2 separate regions of the Homo sapiens genome follow, and region 2 is linked to region 1. Evidence: chromatin contacts called from ENCODE Hi-C or POLR2A ChIA-PET data. All regions are on one chromosome and are shown on one strand. Each heading gives the region's core, a stretch centred on a gene start or an enhancer-like site at or near the end of the contact. The rest is flanking DNA. Distances are from core to core; before and after follow the strand shown.

The links. A loop is a pair of places that touch in the nucleus more often than their neighbours do. ChIA-PET counts read pairs that join two places held with the same protein, here RNA polymerase II (POLR2A).
Region 2: a map of CD8-positive, alpha-beta T cell shows a loop between it and region 1 (16-fold over the local background). The contact joins the promoter of INPP5F here to the promoter of VTI1A in region 1. A Hi-C loop is called at or near these places in 1 of 168 maps with a recorded cell type or tissue (CD8-positive, alpha-beta T cell). POLR2A ChIA-PET finds 5 or more read pairs at or near these places in 1 of 52 experiments (GM12878).

Annotation. Positions count from the first base shown.
Region 1 is chr10:112,444,806-112,449,333 of GRCh38, forward strand. VTI1A (vesicle transport through interaction with t-SNAREs 1A) reads left to right here and starts at 2,410. Exons shown (of 8, transcript NM_145206.4): 1 at 2,410-2,662. The coding sequence starts at 2,569. ZDHHC6 (zDHHC palmitoyltransferase 6) reads right to left here and starts at 2,109. Exons shown (of 11, transcript NM_022494.3): 1 at 1,900-2,109; 2 at 365-845. The coding sequence starts at 631. RefSeq lists enhancers at 1,896-2,015, 2,216-2,475.
Region 2 is chr10:119,724,197-119,728,330 of GRCh38, forward strand. INPP5F (inositol polyphosphate-5-phosphatase F) reads left to right here and starts at 1,854. Exons shown (of 20, transcript NM_014937.4): 1 at 1,854-2,163. The coding sequence starts at 2,067. RefSeq lists an enhancer at 853-902 and a silencer at 1,513-2,282.

The sequences.
Region 1 (4,528 bases), core at 1,160-3,659:
TCTAAGGGATGTTAATGTATTACATGAAAAAAGGTACTACAGCCAAACCTCACTGTGTATGACATGTGATGTTTCCTAAACTTTTGACCATGAACCTATCCCACCTCCACCCCACCTCCATCTTTTTTTTAATGCAGAGCAAATATTCAATAAAATTGCTTTGGAAAATGCTATTTTGGATCAATGTGTTCAAACAGATATGAAATAAAGTCTCCGAGCCTAAATGATCAGTGATTAGAGTAATATACTTAGTCTCTGTGAGGACAAACAGTAGGCTGTGTTTGGTATTATTGGTTAGTAGATAAGGCAAAAACCAAATATACGATTATCATTAAAGTTCATTGTCTTACAGAATCTTTCTTACCGGTTTCCACCCCAGAGGGACAAAGCCCGGACCGACAAACATGGCATTGAAGTAATTATAAAGAATCATGACAGTCCAATTTATCAACATGATGAAATTCACACTTCCTCCAGTTGTATGTAAGGGCCAATACCACAACACAGAGTCAATCATGGCCATGGTAGAACATATTGCTATAACACCAAGGGCTATGATGGGACCCCAGTGACACAGTCTCTTTAATTCTTGTAGATTTTCAAACTTGATAACCGAACAGAATGTACCCATTTTGGCAAGGAAGAATGCCTTCCTACTTTAAAAGAATTATAGATTTCCTTTTTCTGTGCGCACATTTCCATGTGCCACAAGTCCATGTGTGTTCTTTAATTGTCATGCCTTCAAGCTGTGAACTGTTAACGCAGATTACACCATTTTCACTGTCAGGCACCCAAAGCTCTTTATCTTAACTAGGAGAATCCAGTGTCTTGGTCTGAAACCCAACCTAAAGAAAACAAAATGGGAAAGTTCAGTTAAAACAAAACAAAACAAAACCTTTATTGCATACCATACTTGTTAACTACAATAAACACCTACACAACAGCATCTCACAAGTGCACTACACTTTGGGATGCATATCTTGTCAAATGTCAAAAAGAACTACTTTTGACTTATCCAAAATATGGTACAAGTTTGAATGGCATGCAAACTGGATACACGATTCCAAAATAGTTTTTTTTATTCCTTCTCCGCTTGTCAGGGGACTGTCACCATCCAACGCTTAGTGAATAGTTTGAGAAGACAAAGAATTTTAGGACCTTAGAGTTGATCTAATTCAGTTTCCTTCTTCATAGAACAGAAATTGTCTTAGAGAGGCTGAGTGATTAGACCAAGGTCACAAGTAACAGGTGAACCAGAATAGAAGGCAAGTCAACGACCTCCCTTTATGAAATTCTAAGCTGCCTCTTATGAAGTCTTGAATTAAGCCAAGTATGAGTCAGACATGGTCTATGCCATTTGCCTGCAGTCTCCTCCACCCCGCCACCCAAACATCAAGAGAACAGTCAATTTGGCCCAAAAGTAAAGGAGCGACAGTGAAAGCAAAGAGAGCATGCAAGGAAAGGAAGGGAGGAGATAGAGCGAGAGTGTGTGTGGTGTGTGTGAAATTATGACCAGAAGAGTATATGAGAAGAACCTGAATTAGAAGATTCGAGGGAAGAAAGAAGAGGAAGTGCCTCCAGGAGCGAGGGAAATGGAAGGCAGGGCGGCGAGCTCCGGAGAGATTTGTGGAAGGGCATCTCTGCCTGGACTGGATCTGAAGATCTGGAAGAGGATCTGAGCTACATGGATAATACAGACTACCACGCAGCAGACGCTGTTGACTTGTGCCTCAGTTTCCCGCCCGAGTCATGGAGCAGAGGGCTTAGAAATAAATCCTCACCCAAGGAAGAAATATCCTGGTAAGCCAGGTTGGTCTCAACATTCAGGAGAGCCTGCTCCCACTCTGGTGGGACAAAGACCACCAAAATCGTGCTTATATTCCCTGCCTTGACTCCCACCTCAGTGTGGTCCCTGGTGTCTGCTCCTCAGCCATCGCATATCCGGGGCGGCCTGGGCTCACCCGGAACAGATTTTTTCCTCCTTGGATGACTCCGTCATGGACACCTCAGCCCAGGACAAGCAGAGAGCAAACCCTGGCAGCGAGAGGCTGGAGTGCGGGACCTGCTACAAGCCGAGCACCTCTCGGCCAGCGCCCTCGCCAGGACTCTCCCGCTCAGGCCCCCTGCGCAGTCTCTGTTACTGTCACTTCCGGAGGTTCGCCGCCTCAAACCTCCCTCCGGAAGCAAGCTGCTGTGCCTTGTAGCGTGTGGATCCGGAGCCGATTCCCAGAACACGAAGGGGGGAAAAAACGCTTCTAATGATCCCTCAGAACTTGCATATTTTCATACGCTTTTCTGGGGGGAGGCACTAATTGGGGCGCTTTTCCTTTGCGAACTTACTTATCTTAAAGTCGGAGCGGAAAATAAAGCACGCACGCAACCCAATTTCCGGAGAACCGAGATTGCGACGAACAACCAGGAAGCGGCTGGGTTGAGAGCTGTCCCCGGTTCTCCGTTCTGCTCTCGGGGGCACCTTCCGGGGTTCCTAAGCCGCGGGGCCCCTCGCTGCCCCTCGAGGCCCTTTCCCTGACCTAGGCTTTGGCCTGGGCTACTCGTTCCGGAGCCGCCATGTCGTCCGACTTCGAAGGTTACGAGCAGGACTTCGCGGTGCTCACTGCAGAGATCACCAGCAAGATTGCGAGGGTCCCACGACTCCCGCCTGGTGAGAGCCTTGCCCGGCTGGACGAGGGTGCTGGGGAGAGCTGGGAGGGTGCGGGCGGTGGAACGCCGCCCGAGTAAGTGTGTCTATGAGGCGCGAGGCTGGAGTGGGTGGTGCCGGCTGTTCCCAGGAGGGATACGGCTTGGCTTGGTTGAGGGTAAGGAGTCAAGTTCGGGTGTGGGGTGCCGTGAAAAGAGCCTTCGGAATCTGAGCCATCTGAGTTCGAATCCCGGCTCTACCTTCTTGTAACTTGCATAACCTGGAAACGTTTCTTAACGTCTTAAGAGTCTTAATGTTTTCATTTGTAAATTATAGACATGTGAGTATTCAAAGAAAATGAATGAAAGTATGTAGCCTATGGATCTACAATCTACAGCGGCGTTGTTGTGTTAGTAATAATATTGTTATAATTATATGCGGCAAAATAGAGGTAAGAATCAGGGTGCCTAGATTCAAATCCTACCTCTGTCACTTAGAAGTTGTGCCTCTTAACCCGGGAGGCGGAGGTTGCAGTGAGCCAAGATCTCGCCATTGCACTCCAGCCTAGGCAACAAGAGTGAAACTCCGTCTCAAATAAATAAATAAAATAAAAGTTGTGCCTCTTAAACAGACTTCTTAGTCTCTTTCAACTTTCCTTCTTAGTAAATGGGGGAAAATTGTACTTCTCTCATGGGGTTGTTAGGTAGATTAAATTTATATAACATATTTAAAGTCACTTTTGGTGTTGTTAGTTGCTGTATTAGCATTAGTATTTTTCATACCCCCCACCCCCATTTCTTGTTTCTCATCCTTCTTGGGGATTTATTGTATAACCCAGTTTCATGTAAAACTTGGTACAAGATAATTTTTCACACTTAAAAATTTCACATCTCCCATCTGGAAATGTTTTTGTTTTTGTGTTTCCTTTTGTGTTTTAGCACATCTTATTTTCTATGCTAGACTGTCAACTATGTGAAGGTGGGAGCTGTGTCTGATTTCCTTGGCGTTTACTTATTAGGGGCTCAGGAAAATAAGTGAATGAGCAGGTGAATATAAATATGATCTTTTGTAACTATGGTTTGTACAATGTTGATTCGGGGACTATCTTTCTCTACAGATTAGAGTAGTTAGTTACAGAAAAGGGTTTTACATTTTTGTTTAGTTTTGTTAGGGAAATTGAACCATCATCTGGCTGCTAGACTTGTCCCTACCCTAGCTCCAGGATATAAAGTGTAGAAAGGTGGATGTGCTCATTAATCTGCGGATTGGTGGGCACTTCACTTGCCCACTTGTCCTGGTACTAGCAATAATTTCTCCCGGACCTAAGTTGTCATTCCTCTTTCCCTTTCCCTACTTCCCCCAAAACTTATGTGTTTATAAGTAATTTTCTTCCCTTATTTCTTTGTTTTTCTTCCCCTCACCTATTTTCTGTTAATAGGGATATTTGCTTGAAGCCAGGATCTCTGAACTTATACCCCACTCATCTCCTGAAGTCCCCAGTTAGTTCTGGAGGAGATGGATGATGTCTTAAAGAGGTTTATGAGTCCAAGTAAGGGAACAAGAGGAGAGAACCAAGGTAGTATATACCACCAAGCTCTGCTGCCTCAGAGATTTTTGTGTCGAAAGTGGCTGATGGCCTCATCTCTTCATGATACATCACCTCGCCTCTTCTCTTCAGTTCTGCTTTTCTCCACTGCCGGAGATCGTCTTGATTTTTGTTATTGTTGGAGACTACTTCCTTTGAATTGAGTCCCAGAGCCTCAGAGTATCAGGACTTGTGGTTCCAGTTAGAGTTTTACTCATTTTTAATTGTAATTGTTTTAGCAGTAGAAACATTTCTTTGGGTTATTAGTTTTTGTATTGGGAAGCTGTTTTACAAGGTAACAAAAT
Region 2 (4,134 bases), core at 604-3,103, 7.3 Mb after region 1:
AAAATAAACAAACTGATGCCAGAGCCCCACCCCAATTAAATTCTGATTTAATTGGTCTAAGGTCCAAGCATTGATATGTTTGAAAAATTCCCCAGGTGATTCTAATAGGCAGCCAGGGTTGGAACCATGGATCTAAAACATCAGGAAAAGTTTCAATGAACTAATTAATTGTTTTAAAACAGTTACAACAGCATTGTTTTCTTCACATCTGGCAATGTAATTCATAAAACAATAATGAAATAATTTGCAGGATACAATGTCTTCATAGGATTTTCTCATTCTCATTTTTGCTAAGTCAACACATGGCTGAATTAAACAATCAATCTGAAACCGATGGTTCCACTGAAGCTTCTTATAGCTTCATTACCTTCTTTCTCCAAATCACATCACAAAGATTTGATAGAGTAACCACCTCCCTCGACCTTTATGTTGAGGTGTCTGGACAGCACAGAGGCATGGTACTTAGAAAAGATTCCAGGACGCTTTGTTATCATTGGACTTTCTGTGCTATGGAAATTCAACACTGTGGGCTGGAATAACTAGTCATGTGGAACTCCTTCCTGCTTTTGTACCCTCTCACTTTTACTTGAGCAGAAGGTTAAAAGTATTGCTTTCTGAGAAGTCCCATTCGGTCACTCCTCTCTCTCGCAAGAGAGACAGCTGTTCTCCCTTTTCTTTTGCCTATAAACTTCCGCTCCTAAACTAAAAAAAAAAAAAAAAAAAGTATTGCCTTATTTTTCTCATCTCCTACTTCTTGTCTTTTTCTCTTGTTTCCGATTCAGGCATTAGAGAAGGCAAGGAGTTAGGAGTAGGAAGACTCAATGATTTATAGAACTGGGGGTGTCATAAAAGGTCATTAGTTCAACCACCATCTGAGACCAAGAGACTTCCCCAAGATCACACAGCTAGATAGTCCTCGAACTGGCCCCGGAAGTGGGGGCCTCATTCTCCAGACCCATTCTGTTCAGGATATCAACTGGTTTTTCAAGACAGACTGAGCTCAAGGATGTTTGGGGGAGACTCCTCCTTCCCCGAGAGGGTCTCCATTCATCTTATCCTCGCCAAACGATATTCCTTCCGCTTGCTTCATTAACTGGCTCCATTTGTGAAGTCTTCTCCAAACCGCCCTGCTTAATTCGGGACACAGCAGCACCTGTACATTCCTCCCTTCCTCCTCGCTCTTTAGCCGCGTGCTGCTAATGCTTGTGTGTTTTCTATTGTTACATGCTTTCCCTCGTTGATGTGCATTTATTGAATGCCTCCTGTTGTCAAACTTCTAATAGGGAATACGAAAACAGAAGACGCCTCCGCTTGGCTGTGGGCCTGGCTGGGGATGAACCCCTGTAGCCAGGCCCCGGGGTCTCGCCTGGTTTCGGTACGGGCAGGCAGCGCAGGCCCGCGGGGAACGTACCCCGCACCGCTCCGGGAGAGCGGGTGTGGGGTTGGATTCAGGTCTCGGCCTGGCGAAGCGTGAGCGCCTCCCTGCACGGAGGGGAGGCCCCAGCGGTGGGCGCCTGTCCCCAAGGCCGCGCGGAGGGAGGCGGTCAGTCCAGACCGACTCGGCCGAGCTCCCGAGCTGCCACCGGTGACCACGACAGGAAGGCTGGCGCGCCGGGGGAGGGGCCTGGGCAAGAGCGGGAGGGGCGGGCGGAAGGACGAGAGGGAGGAGGAAAGACCCGCGGGGAGGAGCTGGGAGGAGACACCCGGGAGAAGGCGGAGGAAAGGGCAGGAAGCGGGAGGGAGCTGAAAGGAGGAGGAGGCTGAGGGGCGGAGCCGGGCGCTCGGGGAGAGTAGCCAGCAGAGGGGGTGGAGCCGGGCCTGGGGCGGAGCCAGGGAAGGGGAGGAGCGGGGGGGAGAGGCCTCTACGGCCGCCGCTGCCGCCGCCGCTGCCGGGGCGCGTTCTCCTCCTACCGGTCGGGTGCCCCGGGGCGTTCCCTCTGCCGCTGCTTCTCGGCGCGGTTCCTACCCGGCCGCTCCCCGAGGCGCGGGCTCTGGCGGCCTCGACCGACTAGGACGCCCCGTGCGCCGCCCGCGGGCCGCCGCCTCCCTGGGCGCGCGGGGCCAGCATGGAGCTCTTCCAAGCCAAGGACCACTACATCCTGCAGCAGGGCGAGCGCGCGCTGTGGTGCAGCCGCCGCGACGGCGGCCTCCAGCTCCGACCCGGTGAGGCTGGCGGTGCGGGCGGGGGGCACCCCGGGCCAGGGCGGGGAGAGGAGGGGGCGCGGCCGGACCCCTCAGCCGGGCGGGAGGAGCCGCCTGCGGGCCTGGTGAGGCGGGGCGGGGCGGGCTGCGAGCGCGCGAGCTGTCATTATTCCCTGACTGGAAGGAGCCTGGCCTTTCTCCGAGACAGCGCCGAGCCCCTACCCCAGTGCGGAGCAGAAGGGGCTGGCGACCCTCGTCCTTCCCACCGCGTCACGCGGCCGCCCTTGGGGCTTGGGGCCCAGGCCGAGGGGAGGGGGTCCCCTCCGGCAGAAAGTTCCAGCAAGGTGCACCTGGCCGTAAAGGCCTCTTCCTCCTTGGAGTAGTTCTTACATGGCCTTCGCCAGAAGTTCTGGGTTCGAATTCCGATCTGGAGCGGTTGCGCCAGTTCCGTCTAGGGCTCTGCTGGACACTCACTCCCTGTTGCCATCCCGTGTGTTCTTGGTCCCTTATTATTAAAGGTGTGACTTTACTGTGGTTACCTCATAGGCACTCGGTTTAAAGCCTTTGTCTTTGACTTTAATACCACAGCACAATTAAATTGTATTGTAATGTATAATTTTGAGATTTTTGTGTGACTTGATGTTGTGCGACACAAAATGTATTGTGGGTCCATGTTTGGGTGTCATGTAAGCTGTTCGGAGAGGCTTAAGTCTGCAATTAGCTTGCTTTAGGAAAATGTGTGTGCAGTCGTGGTTTAAACAGAGCAGTCCCTGCCCTCAGAGCGCTGACAGTCCAGTTTCTTGTAAGATGGGGCTGGGTGGCACCTGCCCCTTTTGGCTTGCTAATCCTTTCCTCATATCACTCAGAGATTCTTCCACTTTAGGGAAAGCGAGAGGATAGAGTTCTTTAAGGAAGGAGCCAGAGCTTTTCAGACTTACTTGTAATTCTTATGTGCAGTCTAGACAGAAGGATTACATGATATGAATTGAAAAGGATAAAAGGTTCAGATGAGCTTTTCAGATCACAGCGTGGTATCACTTATAGGATGGTTTTTAAGGACAGGCCCTTTAACATATTATTTCCAATCCCCACAGCAACCTTACAGGACACGTGTGGGATCCTCTTTTTCAGGTGAGGAGAAAGGAGTGAGAGGTTATTAGTAACTCGTTCGGGGTCACAGCCTAGAGTTGAGACACTGACACAGGGCAGTTCTGTGACCTCCAGAACACTTTTGGGCAGGCCCCACTGCTTTCTTAGGAAGGCCTACTAGTTGCTTTGCCAGAGCAGTGAAGGATAACTTATTTTTTTCCTCAGGCTCTGTCTATATTTTCTTGCTATTACGTTGTATTTCCTCTTTTCAGAATGGAGGATAAACTCCTTGGCCCAGATAAAGTTCTTGATGATCTCGGGATAGAGTTATTATGGATAGGCTAATTTTGGCCAGTCTTCTGTCATTCTCTTCTCTGATTTGACCATTTGTCTGGCTTTCTCCCCTTCCCTCCTTTCACTCCCCCAAATTTGGGTAAGGCTTCAGTACAGCTTGAAGTAAAGCAGATTTCAAAATTCCTAGGTTGTCAAAAGAGTCAACTCCTTGGATTCTAAAAGCTTAGACTATTAGAACTGGATGGGACTTAAGATCGTCTCCAACTCATCTGACAACAAACTTTTCTACACCCCAGTTTCTTGAACTATAAAGGCTAACCTGCGCCTAGATTCTTGGATGAAGCCATGCAGTTTGGATTACTGTTTGTTCAAAGTCCATGTCAGAAGGCAAATTTAAAACTTTTTTGGGGGAGGAAAGTAGCTATAGCCTTTGCACTTGAGATTGGCATACTTTTTAGAATATAGCGGGCCACAGACCAAGTAGACCAAATGTCTGGAGGAAGGAAGAGGCCATGTTTCAGAAGTAACAGCCAGTTTTGATCTTAAGGTGTTCAGGATAGCCAGGGAATAAAGAATCCCATGCACTTGATTTTCCTATAGTTTATCCTG